Regions from separate parts of the Mus musculus genome. Here region 1 is linked to region 2. Evidence: chromatin loops called from intact Hi-C (ENCODE). Cell type or tissue: heart. All regions are shown on one strand. Each heading gives the region's core, and the rest is flanking DNA. Links, peaks and the distances in the headings are about the cores only.

Region 1 (8,335 bases), core at 264-8,263, 150 kb before region 2:
AACACTGAGTGAATACTTGTCACTTGCTGAGGTACAGTTTGTAGTTGTCCAGTACAGATGCATTTGTGTTCGGCTGGCTGGGATGATGAACCTTCCTTTGGATACTGAGCGCTGACTGCTCTGCTCTGGGGAGGGGTAGGACGCTAACAGAGTCAGCCGCTGTGGGTACTTGTTAGCCCCAGTACTCGGGCTCCTCCCCTGGGCGCTGTGAGGTTTGCTTTGAGCCATTCCGTTATTTCCCAGCAGTCTTAGATCGTAGAATTAAAGGAAACCTTTAAGAACCATGCACAGTACTAAGCCTTTAGGGAGAAGTACCTGAGATTAGGTGACTTGATTTGGGTCTGACAGGTATGTCAAGTGCCTCAAGACTCAGTTCCCGCCTCCAGAACAGCACTCGGCAAGCTGGGTCCCTCAGGGAGGCTCATTTCTGTAACAGAAAATGTTAGGTTTCAGCATAGCCGAAAATTGTGTGTCCTTATTCTCCCCTGCATCGAGACTCAACTCCAGGCCTCCCACATGCTGAGTCCTTGCTCATCTTAGCAGTCTTCTTGCCTGTTGTGAATGTGTGGTTAAGGGGTTCCGTCTTCCTAGACCCTTTCCTACGTGGTGGGAACCACCCAACATCATTGGACCTCTGCTCTTCTTTTGCAGCATCACCCTTGGGGGGTTTGGAGCCGATCGCTTCTACCTGGGCCAGTGGCGAGAAGGCCTCGGCAAGCTCTTCAGCTTTGGCGGCCTGGGAATATGGACCCTAATCGATGTCTTGCTGATTGGAGTTGGCTATGTGGGACCAGCGGATGGCTCTTTGTACATTTAGCCGAGGTTATGTGCTTCAGAGAGCAGTGTAGAGTCCTGTGTGTGGAGATGGATGCGGTGTGAGAGGGGGATTTATGTTTTTAATGTACAGCATCTGTACTTGGCTTGCCTTGATGAAGGTAAAATAAAGAAATCGAACACTGAACCACGACAACCCAGAACTTTTTATTTGCCTGAAATCACTTTGGGGCAGGGGGGCAGGGGGAGCTGAACTAAAAACATAAACTTAAAGGCAGAAAAAGAAAATGGCAGAAAGGCCTGCCTGCGTCCCACTGTGCTACTTAATCTTCCACCTTCAAGCCCTTCAGCTTCAGCCACGGGGGCTGGGCAGCTAGGCACCCTCCCAGCTAAAGTTCCTCCGTAGACTTCCACATCTGTAAGTCGGGGATGTCACGCCTTCATGGTATGACCTGTCTCAAGGGAGATGCCAGTGGGTCCTGTGAGTGATGTAAACAGTGGCAGGAGTACTGAACCTTGGTGAGCTTACAGGACAGGATTACTCAGCAGCCTGCCTTCCCGGTGCCTTCCGGGTCGGAGTGTCCATCAGGAGTAAAGCCGTCATTGCTTATACAAGGAAAAGGTTGGTTTTCAACACATCCCTGCATTTCAACAGGTAGGTGGTGAGAACTCTGGATCATAGACACACTGGAAGTGTTAAAAAAAAAATTCCTTGTGTGACAAGTGTTTTCTGAGTGGTCCCAGATCTGTTGTAGGCCTTTATGGAAGAGAAAAGACAGTAACAGTGTAGTCCAGGGGAGCCTTGCTCAGGGTTGGTTCTGAAACTGAGTCCTACATTTAATATCTGCACAAGACTGCTAGCCAACATCTAGATCCAGAAGCCATAGCGTACCTCTGGGGAATATTTCTACTGACCGCACAGGACAGCCAGCTGCGGCGTCTCATGCCTGTCTCCTTGGCACTTAGGAAGCTGAGGCAGGGAGTATGTTGCAGGAATTTTGAAGATGACCTGGACCACCACGTGGTATGTTCCAGGCTAGAATGCAGAGACAAAGCCTGTCTCCAAGGGAAAAAGAAACCCCAGAGGGCAAGCCTTTCTTTAGATGATTTAAGTGTGGGCTGCCTTAAAGTATGATCCAGTCATTGCCCCCTCCCACTCTGCCCGCCCACAGTTTCTCATCCCATTCCTCCTCCCCCTGTCTCCAAGAAGATGCCCCTCCCACGCCCCACTGACACACACCCCCCGCCGCCCCCCGCCCTCCCTGCCACCAGGGCTCCCCACTCCCTGGAGCCTCAACTCCCAAGAGTTAGATGCATCTTCTCCCACTGAGGCCAGACCAGGCAGTCCTCTGCTGTATATGTGAACCAGCTCATGTATGCTGCCTGGTTGGTGGCTCAGTGTCTGAGAGATCTCAGGGGTTCGGGTTAGTTGAGACTGATGGTCTTCCTATGGGGTCACCCTTCTCAACTTCTTCCATTCTTTCCCTAATTCAACCACAGAAGTCCCCGACTTCAGTCCTTTGGTTGGGTCTAAGTATTCGCTTCTGTCTTGGTCGGCTGCTTGTTGGGCCTCTCAGTGGACAGCCATGCTAGGCTTCTGTCTGTGAGCACAACGTAGCATCAGTAAGAGTGTCAGGCCTTTGAGCCTCCCCTTGAGATGATCCCAACTTGGACTGGTCACTGGACCGCCTTTCCCTCAGTCTCCTCTTCATTTTTGTTCCTGCAGTTCTTTTAGACAGGAACAATTCTGGGTCAGAGTTTTTGACTGTGGGATGGCAACCCCGTCCCTCCAGTTGATGCCCTGCCTTTCTACTGGAGGTAGATGCAATGAGTTGGGCATTTCATCTAAGGTCCCTCCCTTTGAGTCCTGAGAGTCTTTCACCTCCCAGGACTCGGTTACTTTCTAGAGGTTTCCCCAATCTCCCCACCCCCAGGTTGCATATTTCCATCCATTCTTCTGGCTCTCAGGGCTTCTCTCCTGTCCCCACCACCCCACACCTGATCATGTTCCCCTTTTACACTCCCTCTTCCCCTCCCCTCTCTCACCAAGGTCCCTCCCTCCCTCCCTCCCTCCCTCCCACCAAGGTCCCCCCCTTTTGCCTCCTGTGATTGTTTTCTTCTCCCTCCCAAGTAGGATTGAAGCATCATGCCCCTATGGTATGGTGGGGCATCTTTTGAGTATATGACCAAGAGTGGTATAGCTGGGTCTTCAGATAGATCTATTTCTGATTTTCTGAGGAACCTCCAGATTGATTTCCAGAGTGGTTGTACCAGTTTGCAATCCCACCAGCAATAGAGGAGTGTCCCTCTTTCTCCACATCCTCTCCAACATGTGCTATCACCTGAGTTTTTGATCTTAGCCGTTCTGATTGGTATAAAGTGGAATCTCAGGGTCGTTTTGATTTGCATTTCCCTGATGACTAAGGACTTTGAACATTTCTTTAAGTGCTTCTCAGTCATTTGAGATTCCTCTGTTGTGAATTCTCTGTTTAGCTCTATAAGCAAGAACTGTTTGGAGGAAACTTGAGTTCTTTATATGTTTTGGATATTAGCCCTCTATCGGATGTAGGGTTAGTGAAGAAAATTTTCCCTAATCTATAGGTTGCCAATTTGTCCCACTGACAGTGTCCTTTGCCTTAAAGAGCTTTCTAGTTTCATGAGGTCCCATCTATCAATTCTTGATCTTAGAGCCTGAGTCATTGGAGTTCTGTTTTGTAAATCCTCCCCCTTTCCCCATGCCAATGAGTTGGAGGCTCTTTCCCACTTTCTCTTCAATTAGAGTCAGTGTATCTGGTTTTATGTTGAATTCCTTGATCCACTTGGACTTGAGCTTTGTACAAGGTGACAAATATGGATCTATTTTCATTTTTTTCTACATACTGCCAGTTAGACCATTTATTGAGGATTCTTTCTTTTTTCCATTGTATATTTTTGTCTTCTTTGCCAAAGATCGAGTGTCTGTGTGTGGTTTTATGTCTGGGTCTTCGATTCTATTCCATGATCAACCTGTCTGTCTCTGTACCAGTATCACTATTGCTCTGTAGTACAGCTTGCGGTCAGGGATGATGGTTCCCCCAGAAGTTCTGTTATTGTTGAGAATTGGTTTTGCGCCTCTTTAAGGATGGTTCATCTTCCAGGATCTCTGATTAGAGACATGGGTGTAGGTGGGAGCAGTTCCAGTTCTGGCCACTAGAGGGCGCGCCCCTTACGTTCCAATGCTGTTTCCTGAAATTGCCAAGCTTGAGTTTAGCAGTGTTTCCAGCTGTGTGGGCTTTTCCAAGAGTCGGCTGACTTCTCTTATCTGGGAGACGGTTAAGCAGGTGTTCTTGTGTAGAAAGTAACTTTTTATATTCTTTTGCAAGAGGTAACCCTTTCGCCAACTCTGTCTTCCTGCCCTTCCTTAGCACTATGAACAAAGCTCTGTAGGCTTTCCCTTTTGAATGGCGGAGGTGGAGCAAGGGAAGTGCCTCGGGGGTGTTGCTGACTTAAACGTGATAGTGAAAGAAAGAATTAACAACATGCTGTACAGTTGGTCTCCCTGTGGCCTCCAGGTCTCAGATAAGCAGCAGGTTTTAAAGCTGAGAATGTCAACACTCCGTAGAGGGGGTCCTGAGTGAACTTATGCCCCAAATACTAAAAAGTTGGCAGGAAGGGGTAGCTTTTGGGGGCAGTGGGGCATTAGCTGGAAGTATACCCAGAAGCTTACACGCTGGGCTCTGAGACAGAACCTTTCAAGTACAGTTTAAACAGATTCACAAAGAATGAGTCTTGAAACACAGTGGTGAACTCATGCATGAGCCCCGAAGGGACCCACAGAAAGACCCGTACTTGCAGAGGCTCCTAGAGGAGGCTCCATGCGTCACAGCCCCCGAAACCCTGCTGGCAACCAGGTGCCAGGTTTGAGTGTGACTTTCAGGTTCTGTGTCCGCTGGGCTGGAGGTTGGGAAGTCTAATATCCAAGTGCTGGTGGAGTTAGAGACACTGAGGACCCCTTTCATCTTGGCACTGTCTTTCTGGGTCATCACATCCTATTCATAAACAGGGTCCCCCTAGAGCTCCTGTAATCCATGAGGGTTCAGCCCCCACGACTAGTCACTTCCTATAGATAGGCCCACTTCCTTGAGTGGCAAGATTTTGACAGCAGTGGAGGTGGAGGAACAGCCCACAGCTCTAGACTCTTTCAAGTTTCTACTGTAACCCAACTCCAAAGTCAAACACAAGGTTCCGTCATCCCACCAGTGGCCCCATTTCTTCTGTACCAGTTCTACATTACTTTTATTCTCACTGTGACTGAACACCTAACAGCAGCAACTTCGGGAAGGTCAGACCTGCTTTGGCTCCTGGTTCCACAGAAGTTTCAGTCCACCGTGGTGAGGAAGATGTAGCATCAGGAGTAGCTGCCTGCTTAGAGGCAGGAGTATGAGGCAGTGACTCTTAACATGGTACAAACAGGAGGCAGAGAGCAGAGCCTAGAACCAGAGCCAGGTATGTCCTTCAAAGACAGACCCCTGGTCACCTACTTTTTGCCAGCTAGGTTACACAGCCTAAAATCTACACAGCCTTCAAAACAGTGCTGCAAGTTAGGAAATGAGTATTCAAAGCCTGAGCCTCTGAAGGAGGGTCCATAACACCTGGTCCATTGACCTGATAATCTAGAAAAGTTTACTCCACGTTCTTGAATTCGAGGTATTGAAATTACCTTCTATAAATCCATTGTTTTCTTATAAAAATAATAAAGTGGGACGTGAACACATGCTGACGTGTAACATAGTTTCTGTTCTGTGAAAACAGTAAGGTTGAAGAGCGGTGCCTAACATAAGTGAGGTACACAATGGGTGAGCGATGCGCGAACCATTGGGCATGTCTTGAGAGGGAACAGAATATCTGCAGGTATTGCTAACATTATTGAAAAGGTGCTATGAGTGCTGGAGAGATAGCTCAGCAGTTAGTGCACACACAATTAATACTAAGTAAATCTGCTTTTAAAAGATTTTTAAATGATGGTAGAGAACAGCTGGATAATAACATCTCTCCGTAAAAATAAAATAAAATTAAATAAAAAGACAAACAGAAAATAGTGGAAACCATTACATCATTCCCCAAAACATGCAAACAAGCAGACAAAGACCAGCAAACAAGAAAAAAAGATGACAGGATGACCAAAAATGGCCAAGAAAGAGGGAAAATTTATGCAGGAGTATAAAGCTACTACCAAACTGGTCAGCAAACTCCAGGGACTTGAGAGAGAGGAGGTCAGAGAGGAATAGAGCAGTTTGCAGAAGGGGGGCAATGTCTTTATCTTTCTCTCTTCAGGCTGAGAAGAGGCCAGGGCAGGGGCTGGTGAACACCAGGACGAAGATGCTGATGCCGTGGAGTCTCCGTGCTAAATCAGAAACAGAAACAAAGCCTGGGGTAAAAGCTGTCAATCAGGAAAGCCACTCCCAACACATGCGCGGGCATCCTGGTTCAGGATAGTTAGAAGATCCTCATAAGTAAGGTGGGGTCCATATGTTGGAGTAGAGCTACTGCTTCCGCGTCTCCACGTCGCCTGAAGATGTTAGCCCACAGGATGCTGAATGGAACACCAAAGTGCTCGTGGGGAGATGGGGAGAGGGAGTGAGAGAGCGAGTGTTTTAATACATTATTATGAAGATATACACATCATCCAAGAACAAAAATGACTGTCTTGAAGAAGAATGAGTACTGGTGAAATGTGGAGAAATTACATCCCTCAGATACTGCTTTTGTGGATAGAAGATGAGCCAACCATCTTGGAAAACAGCAGGGCAGATCTAAGGAGTGTAAAATAGGAAGATCATGGCGATTGGGGAATTATACTTTCAGATGTAAGTCCAAAGGATGTGAGACCCTGTCGTCATGATGTTATTCCTAATGGTAACAAGGTAGAAACAACCCAAATGTCCAACTGATAAATAATTCATAAACTTAAATCTCAGCCCTAGCCGCTGAGTTACTGACACTCAGTTGTTGCTGGGAGAGGGAAACTGGGGTTTTCTTCAATGAAGCGATACTTGATATCGCAACCACTGCAGGGCAGAACCCATATTAGAGTAGTCAGACAATACAAACTGGACTTGATGATTAATTTGCTTGTTTTTAGACAGAGAGAAGAGGAAGGAAGGCAGGTGGAGGAGGGATGAATGTGATGAAAATACATTGTATAATATTTTTGAAGAATAAAATTATGAGTTTTGAAATTTTGGTTTTGTGGTTCTAGGGCTTGTGCCTGGGGTCTTGCATAGAATAGGGACTCTACCATTCCCCTCTGTTAGGAACATATATTCTTGTGACAAAAGTCTAGGCACAAACATAGGGCTTTCTTGAAGTCCTTCCATCATGGAGGGAACAAGGATTTGAACTCACTGTAATAAACACACTCTGGGATGAATATACAGCCTTTTTGTCCATTTTACATCCTGCAATACCAAGTATGAGATCATGCTTATATTATATATATATGTATTAATACATTATATATTTACATATAACATTTAACATATACAAGTTTTATGATATATGTCATACATTATATAATATAACTTATTCACTTAAAATATATATGGATATATATTAATTCATGATATAATATATGAAATATGTACTGTGAAATATATAATATGTAATATATAGAATTATATAATATATAGTATGTAATATACAACATTTTCAAGATGATGCATGCTCAGGGCCCTGGGTTTTGATACCTAAACTTTTAAGAAAATAAGCTTAATAAATTAATAAAAGAAAGGGTTATTTTAAATAACCTTTACCTATTGCTAGGTCCAAAGGAGACTTCAATTTCCCAAACTCCAAAAGGCAGTCCAAAAACTCAGAAATGGACTCAACCTGAACTATAGGAACATTTCTAGCAGTTAGACCAACAATGGTTGGTCTTGACTGAAGATCTGATTGGATGAATGGAGAAGTCCCTAGGAAGTTAACTAAATGCTCCCCTGGGTGTGTCTATGAAAGTGTTCCCAGAAAGCCTTAGCTAAGGGGGAAGACCAGCCCTGAATGTAGATAGTAGCATCCCAGAGGGTGAAGGCCTAAAGACAATGGAAAGTGATGTAGGCGTGCCTGACTCTTCTTGCATGGGTATATTTCTGCTACCATAACCTACAGATATCAGACTCCATGATCTTCATCCTTTGCACCAGGGACTCCCCAGAAGGCTTCCAGGCCTTCAGCCTTGGAGTGGATGTCATCATTGGCTTCTCTCCTGAGGCTTCCGTCATCATGGACTGAATGTCCCCTGGTTTTCCTTTCTTTCCAGCCCACACAAGGACACTGGAAGAGTATTTTGCCTCTGCTAATGTAAACCAGTCTAGTCAATCTATCTGTCTGCCTGTCCATCTGTCCATCCATTTATCCATCCATCTTCTATCTATCTATCATCTATTTTTTAGTGGTTCCCTTGAGAACCCTAAATAATACGTGTGCTTTCTGCATGCTTCATTCCTATTGGACTGTGGCTCCTTCTGCTATCAACATCCTTTCTGTCTGAAAGAATTATCTAACATTTTTGTTTTGTTTTGGAGCA
Region 2 (8,335 bases), core at 211-8,210:
CTACCTTTTTGATAAGGGTCTCCTACACACTGGTATCAAGAGCCAGGCACAAGTCATGAGTGCTTCATACGAATTCATTGGTAGTGGACATAAATATTACTTTGCTCATTTGAGAGAACTGAGGCCCAAAGTGGTTAACTGACCCCTCCAAGGCCACACAGTGATGAGATGGCAGAGCAGGGATGAAAGACTGGTCAACTGCACCATTTTTTTTTTACCACAATCACATTTTGACTTTGCCCCTCATCTTGTGAGTGGGCAACCCTATACTACTTAAACCATCAAACTTGTCATGTAGTCTTACACCTAGCGAGGCTTCAACTAGTCCTCAGGGAGCCAGCTGGGAGTTAGATGGTTCTAACTTTCCCTCCCAATGTATCTGCTTTTCTCCTCGGTGATTGTGACCACCTGTGACTGGCTGCACTCAGAGGAAGCACAATGATATGTGTGGCTTGTTTTCCATGGAAGATTGATTTTCTTGCATGGGAGAAGAAAGAAAGAACTGCTCCATACATGGGTCCAAGGGAACGTCTGGGTTACCACATTCTCAACCTTTGGAAGGTGACATTATAAAATGACCGGAAGCATCAGCGGTGCAGGGGATCCTCTGAGGTAGGAAGTAGACACTGTGACAGGCAACCCTGAAGCTCCCTGTGGCAGGAGCTGCAAGGGGTTGAGGATATCTAGGTGTCCCCAGCATCTAGGTGCTTCGTCATCTCGGTGTCAGACTCTTATTCTGCTAGTGAGCTTTGTGGGAATGACTGGGGCTGGGCTGGGGAGTGGGGGAGCCAGACTATAAATAGGAGGAGCATATAAAAAGCCTTCAGGGTATTTGGAAGCTCTGATTCCTCTGTAAAGATGTAAGCATGATGCATGCTGTCAGGAAGCACTTGGGACGTAGGGAAACCTCAGAGGAACCCAGCAGAACCCCCTCATCATTAGGTCCTCCGGTCAGACATCACACCAGTCACGTGACTCCTTCTATTGTCATCACAGCCCTTGTCAAACCAATAATGCACTTCTGAGGAGGTTCACCGCCATTCTACAGGCTGTGTGCTACCACTGGGTCCTTCAAGGCCACCTCACTCTCTACCAGGAGGTACCATTATTGCCCTCGCCTACAGCAAAGGAAACCGAGGCAGGGAAGGTTTGTATTGTGTTCAAGGTTACAGCCAGCAAGTGATGGCTAGATCCAGTCAAGATGCACCCCGAGGGTAATACTACAGGGAGTTAATCTCCTGTGCAAAGCTATGTACCTTTCTCTATTCCTGTCTCTTGGAAACAGACATCCCTTCACCAATGGGCCCTTATTTATATAACCCTTGAGTGTGTCATCAATCCCCCTTGTGCTTCTATAACCTCTGCTACCCTAGGGCCCAGAGGCCTCAGAAAAAATCAAGACAGCACAGTGAAGACTATCAGTGTTGCTAGAGGATGCTGCTGTTTCCTTGGTTCCTATAAACAAGGCCGGCCCATACATTGTCCATCCTTCCTTCCATATGTTCTTCCTTCTAAAAGATTCTGTTTTTTTTAAGTGTGTGCCTGTGTGTGTGTATGTACCTGTGCATGTGTGTGTGTGTGCATGCATGTGTGCATGTATGTGTGTGTGTGACATGAATGAAGTTGCCTGTAAAGGTCAGAAAAGGGTGTCACACCCCCTGGAGCTGGAGTTACAGACAGTGATGAACCCCCTGACATGGGTTTCAGGAACCAAACTTGGGTCCTCAGCAAGAGTGATGGCTGCTCTTAACTACTGAGCTATCTCCAGTCTCTGCTGCCTCTGCTCCCTCCCTCCCTCCCTTCCTCCTTCCCTCCCTCCCTCCCTCCCTTCCTCCCTCCTTCCCTCCCTCCCTTCTTTTTCTCACTGTTGAGGAGAAATCTCAAGCGTCCTGCATGCTAGAGAAGGGCTCAACTATTGGCCAGCATCCCTAGCTCCAAACAGGTTTGCTCTTGATTTAGGTCACAGTGTATAGACCACCGGGAGCACTAAGATCTTGTGAAAGGCTGTTGGGCTCTTTTCTATATCCCTCCACACTACCCGCTCTTCTCTACCAGTGCCTCTGACCTTCTGCTTCACTTCTAGATTTCATGGTACCCAGCCTCCTGCTGCCCCAGGACCTCTGCCTATGGTCCTCCCACTGTGGGGTGCTCCCACTGCCTGGTGCTTCACCTTGACCAATTTGCCCAGTGGACCCAATAGAGGCTACTGTGTCAGAAAATATTAGCTCAGAGGATTTGCCTTATTGAGCAGGGATGGATTAAGATTGCTATGTCTGAGGTTTGCCAGTGAGAAGATGGGGATGTGGCATTGGAACAGAGAGGACCTTGAGATGAGGAGCAGCAGCTGGGACCCCCCACCATGAGTCAGAGACTCCCTACAGTGTACAGAGAGACACAGAGAAAGGTATGTGGTATGGAATGAAGGTCAGAATATCTAGGCCTGAAGGCCACTGCCTTTGGAATAGCCATGTATCCTGTGTGATGAAACAGGAACACCAAGAAGAATGGTGCTAAAATACTTGAGTCTGGGCTCTGCCCTGCTGGCCAGGAAGTCCAGAAAAAGCACCTGAGAATGGAGACCTTGGGGAACAGCTGGATATGGGGACTGATGAGCAATCTTCCTGTTCAAAGAAATCAAGAACAGACCTGTTTGGAGTATCTACTGGCCAATAGTTGAACCCTTCTCTAGTATGTAGGAGGCTTGTGTTCTACCCTCAACAGTGAGACACTTTGCAAGCTATGGAGCTAGCTAAATCTGTATGGAGAGGAACTGGGTGGGATAGGGCTGACTGATGAGGGAAGAGCAGCTTAGCAGAGACTACCCTGGGTCCTGGGATAGAGGACACTACTGTAAATGCCACAGGGAGCACTCAGGCCCCGTGGAGTCTGGGTGGGGTAAGGAGGATGGCACAGGTGGCTCTAAGTTTGAGGAGATAGTCAGCAGATTTGAGTAGGGAACTGACAGTGTAGGGAAAGAGGCATGGCCTCCTGATGTCAGAGAGAATGTATTAGTGTGGGTGTGGGAGCCACGGAGGCCAGACTGGTTGGAGCACAGGTGTGTCCCTCCTTGGCTTTCTATTCTTCTCTTGATCAAGTCCAAGTTCTTCCCAAAGCTGATGAAGCTGTCTTTATTTCCTCTCCCATGATCCTCCTTGAACTATCAATGTCCCTGCCCCTTCCTCCCTCTCCTCTAGCTAGTACACACACTAAGCTTCCTCTAGCCCAGGGCCTTTGCACATGCTAGTCCACTTTGAAATGCTCTTCCTGGCCACTGACAGGGACTGGAGAAACTGTTGTTCTTTGATTGCTCTCCATTACCCAAGTCATATCCCCCACAGAAATATTTAATGTGATGTTGTTTGTTTCCTCGCTGAGACCTGACTGGTGGATCACTGATGTGCATAGCTACTGTTTATTTCTTCAAGCTCAGCTTAAAAACTACTTCCTCTGAGAACCTTGACCCATCCAGTTCAGTGCTCTCTGTGAATCGATAGGCTCCGCTCTGAATTGGGGGCGGGGCATATGGACCCTCTGGGGACTAGATTTCTCTCTATGAGACTGAAAGCTGTAGGTGAGTTCCGTTACACATGGTTCTCCACACTGAAGAAGGTACACTAGGGGAGCCATTTAGGAGCCACTGGGAAGTGAGGAGACCTGATCAAAGGGATAACAAAGTGTGGTGAGGACCAGTCATTCCGGGAGGCTATCCAATGTGGCAACAACCAGGCTTACTGATATTGTAGACATGGGAATAAGTGGAAGGGTGAAAGGTAATCCCAGTCTTAGGTCTGATGAGCAAAAGGACAGAGCTGGCATCTGCTGTAACTGCAGCAGAGGTGTATATGAGTGTATGCTGCATTACTGTAATGAACTACCTGAGGCTGAGATTCCTTAAAAAGAAAAGAGATTTGCTTTGGCTTATGGTTCTCCAGGTGCATCTGAAAAAAATCCCAAAGTGGTGCAAGGTATCATATGACAAGGGAAGGCACGTGTATGTATGGGTCCATGCCTTTTCTGTTTTTCCCCCCTCTAATAAAGCCATCAGATTCAATGAAAGTCTCTGCCCTGATGACTTTATCTAATCCTCATCAGCTCCCAGAGGCCCCCTCCTCTGAGCACCAGGAGCTTCCACACTCCCAATGCCTCATGGTGGGGATTAAACTTCAACACAGGAACCTCTGGAGACACAGTCTGCCATACCCAAGCTGAAGTGGAATGTTGAGGGGGAAGTTTCCTGACAAGCTTTCAGCATCCAAATGGAGGAGAAGGTGTTTGCCACCTGGAGTCACTTGCATGAAATTGATGTCCAAAGTCACCAGAAAGAGAGATCCCTGGAGGAGTGACAGTACAGAAAGACAACCCAGAACCAGGGCTCGGGGCCAGCCTGTGCTGGTGAGGACCTGACCTTGGAGTCGTAACATAGGAGGAGAGTCAGGAGATGTGACTGAGCAGATGAGGATGCCAGGAAGTCCTACGAGGATTAGGCTTCTAAGATGAGGGATGGGGCCAGTGAGGTGGCTCAGCCTGTGAAGGTGCTGGGCACTAAGTCTGATGGCCTGAGTTCAATCCCCAGAAACCACGTGGTAAAAGGAGAAGAAAGAAAGAGAGAAGGAAAAAAAGAAAGAAAGGAAGAAAGAGAAAGCCTCCAGTAATTTTTCTTTGACCTTATGCACTTATGCACACTACATACACACACACACACACACACACACACACACACACACATACACACACACACGATTTATTACAACAGAGGGTGCTGGTGATGGGTGTTCACAGCTCAGCTCTGAGGGTGGGGCTTAATACAAGCAGGTTTAAGTCAGAGCAGGGGACATGATGACCAGTGAGTAAGGTACTGTCTTCCGGATTGTTTACATAAAAAGAAGAGAAAGAACAGGAGGTAGCCAGAAAGAACTATTGTCAATAGATGCCAGTGGGTGCATAAAATAATCTAGCAGAAGTTTTGACAATAATGAAGGTATGTCCTTGACAGGGATAGGACTTGAATCCAGAGCAGCACGGGGTGGGGTGTGAGGGGAGGCTCAAGGACCCACGAACTCCTACAACACTGTTAGGAAGCCAGAGCCTGAGGCAGGGGCTTGTCTTCTGAGAAAGATGGAAATAAGGATGTTCAGTTGGGAGTGGAGGTGTGGTGCTGGAGGAACTGAATCAGCAGCAGCAGCAGGAGAGCCAGCTCTGGGTGTCACTGTAGGTGTGTAAGGATGAATGGCAGGTGAGACCTGTCAGGGTGGTTTTGGTTCCTCCCCACCTGCCCTTCAGCTCTCGGATAGATGCAAGGCTGTCAGGGTTACAGGCAAGTGGAGCGCAGACAGGTGATTCCTTTTCCAGAAGCCTGGAAGCTATACAGTTCAGAAGAAGCAGAGAGCGGATGCTGAAGGGGTAGGGCATCCTTTGTAGGGCGAAGGCCCTTCCACTAAAGGGAAGAAAATAAATAAATCAAGGAACAGGAGAGTGAGTACGGGCTGCACCAGCCTACACCAAGGATGGTTCTCTGGGGATCAGGACAGCTTTGAGGAAGGTCAGGGCAGGAAACAAAGACGTTCCCTGGCTTGTGATTTCCTTGGGGGAAGAGAGAAGCTATAGTCTGTAAGAGCTAGTCTGGAAGAACCTCACAGAACATCTGACTGCCATTACATCCCTCCAAGTCTGCACCCAGCACCTCTCTGACAGCTACTGATACACTAAGCTTCAGTACTGGTCTTTGTAGACAGAAGAACTAAGCTTCCAGTTCTTCTAGTGACTGCAGACTCACGACTCCCATCCAGTCTTCTGCTTTGGTTCAGTTGGTCCTGCCTTGAAAGGGAGAGTGAGTTCTGAAGTTACATTTACCTGGGAAAATACATAGCCAACAACTGGGAGCCCATTCTGGAATCAAGGACTACTCTACAGAGGAACAGGGGTACATCCCATAGCTGGTCTTGTGTACATACAGCTAGATCCTCACTTGGCTAAAGGTAGGGTTGGGGGCACTCGGAGAAGGTCAAAGCTGTTTACTTTGGATCTGTGGTGCTGTTTCGGCAGTGTTTTATTTTAATAACATTTAAGCCTGGCTCCTTCTCTTTTAATCCTCACCCTCACCCCCTTGTTCTCTTTCTACAGACTCCTTCTTCCCCTCTCTTCCTTTCAATAAACATTTGCTGGGGTCTGTTGTTTGCTGAGCAGAATCTAGAAGGGGACTCAAAAGAAACAGCAGGGAGATGGAAGACAGGCTGGGTTCACAGCCACCTTCAGGCTGCTGTTACCTCTTGCTGACTTAAATTTTCTTTTGCTCAATCTAGGGCAGCAACATGCTGCAGGGTGAAGGATGACCCTCCAAGAGAAAACCCAGGACGATCAATCAGTCACAGCAACCTAGGAAACCAGGCTGCAGGAGGAAAGTCGGAAACCCAGGCTTGCCCAGTGGCACCCAAGGGGAAATGGGCTGGGAATTCAGTTCCACAAGGAGATGAGAAGCCTTCAAGAGGCAGGAAGCCATGCCTGCCTTCCTCCCTTAGAGGCTGTGAGAGGGAAGGATAGCCAGTCTGTGGCAGTCACTTAGGTACCAAAGGACAAAGCCAGGTTAAGTATATCAAAGTAGTCGCCAGTTTCTGTATCACCAAGGCTCGGAGTTGCCTGTCTGTCGGTTCAAGAGTGAGATATCTTCTTTCCTTGGTCATTCAAGGATTTTGTAACCAAAGGCATCCTGATTGCTACAGAAGCAGGGATATCAACATTGTAACATTCAGTCCTGTGTAGCTCTGAGCTTAGGAACTCCTTCAAGGCAAAAAATGGAACACACTGCAGAGCCTCTTTTAGGAAGGGGCAGAAGAGGAGGAACTGTGAGGGAAAGAACTTTAATCTCATCCAACAAGGGGGAGCTCGTGGTAGGATTCTCAGGGAATGGAAGGGAGCGAGAAGAAACACATGTGGCTAGGCAAAGCTTTGGGCCTTGGGGGGCAGGGAGAGCAGAGATTTACTCTCATGTCTCAGGTCCCTTCCTGAAGTCACATCAGTGCTCCATAGTGGAGACCTTTGACATTTATCTCGTCTCAAAAAAGTACAGTTTGTTGGGAGGTTTTTAAGCCCCACTAGGTATCTATTTCACCTTGGAACACAGAGCAGCCTGAAGCAACCCGGTGCTCTCCTAATAGAGACATTAACAGGCAGCATTTGACAATTAAAACCAGTTCAAAGGGAGCCTTCACTCTGCATAATACTCACAATCAATTTTGATGGAAAACAAAACAAGCAAGAAGGGAGATCAAAGCTCTGTGGATGTCGACAGGTACCATAAGGAGGAGGGAAAGGCCAGTACATTTGGGGCAGTCCAACAGGTTTCTTTACTGAGCTGTGTCTTAAAGGCACAAACACCAAACACCTTCAATCTTACATGTTCTCCATCAGAAGAGAGAGATGTAATGTATTATTGTTACATTATTGTTATAGCATGATTTAATGTATTATAGTTGTCGTTTTGTATGTGTGTGTGTGTGCAAATGTTCATCCATATGTGGACACACGTGTAGAGACCAGAGGCTCACAAGGTTTTCCACAATTGCTCTCCACACGGTCTCTACTGAACTAGGAGCACACCAATTCCACTAGGCTGACCAGATAGCAGGAACCAGAGGATCCCCTGCAGGAATAACAGTAGAGTGCTGCCAAGGATACAAGTCAGGTCTTCATACTTGCACAGCAAGCACTTCATTGATTAAACCACACCCCACCACCACTACCACCACCTCCCCTGGCTTTGAGGTGTTAGGAAAGATGTCAGGAGCTGGTGAGGTAGCTCAACAGTCAGAGAGGTTCCTGCTCTTGTAAAAATAAAATAAAACAAAATAAAATAAAATAAAATAAAATAAAATGGGAGTTTGATTCCCAGCATTCATGTTAGGAGGCTCACAACCACCTGTAAGTCCAGTGCCAGGGATTCCATGGCCTCCACAGGTACCCACAAAAGTGGGTGCACATGCCCACATGCATATATCACATAATTTAAATAAAATAAATATTCTTTTTAAAATGTCCCAGGTGGAGTATTACAGAAAACAATGCAAAAGCTACATTGTTAGTGTGGAAGAAAACAGAGGGAAAAACCACTATGCATAAGAACCCTGAATCTTCTTCATTGGTCCTGATAGAGAGAAATAAAGGGAGAAATGTCCTGGGTCAACCCTAAGGTTTTCAATCTGAGGTCACACTGCAGAGCAGGTCCTCAAGGGGCCTCCTCTGGAGCTAGTGGCCCCAGGTCAATACAAACCCTCTCTGCAGAAATTCAGTTTCAATCCCAATTAGTGGTGACAGCAGAGCCTCAATCATGAGCTGTCTTCCT

What was found. A loop is a pair of places that touch in the nucleus more often than their neighbours do. Peaks named below come from ENCODE experiments on the same cell type or tissue, not always from the same donor. Only the 100,000 strongest peaks of a DNase experiment are listed, where the experiment ranks them.
Region 1: it touches region 2 in a loop (2.0-fold over the local background); 3 of 42 quality-filtered maps call a loop at or near these places.

The regions. Positions count from the first base shown.
Region 1 is chr7:65,700,942-65,709,276 of GRCm38, forward strand. It overlaps Tm2d3 (TM2 domain containing 3), which reads left to right. Exons shown (of 5, transcript NM_026795.3): 5 at 652-972. The coding sequence ends at 817. Among named protein-coding and RNA genes, the nearest start is that of Gm33234, 12 kb to the left of the region's middle. In heart, for the core only: a CTCF peak has its summit at 3,959 (motif pointing right); a DNase peak (open chromatin) is centred at 3,960; H3K4me3 peaks cover 704 bases; H3K27ac peaks cover 708 bases; H3K27me3 peaks cover 377 bases.
Region 2 is chr7:65,850,509-65,858,843 of GRCm38, forward strand. No RefSeq gene overlaps it. Among named protein-coding and RNA genes, the nearest start is that of Gm20684, 7.4 kb to the right of the region's middle. In heart, for the core only: no CTCF peak of the experiment used is centred there; no DNase peak of the experiment used is centred there; H3K27me3 peaks cover 4,937 bases.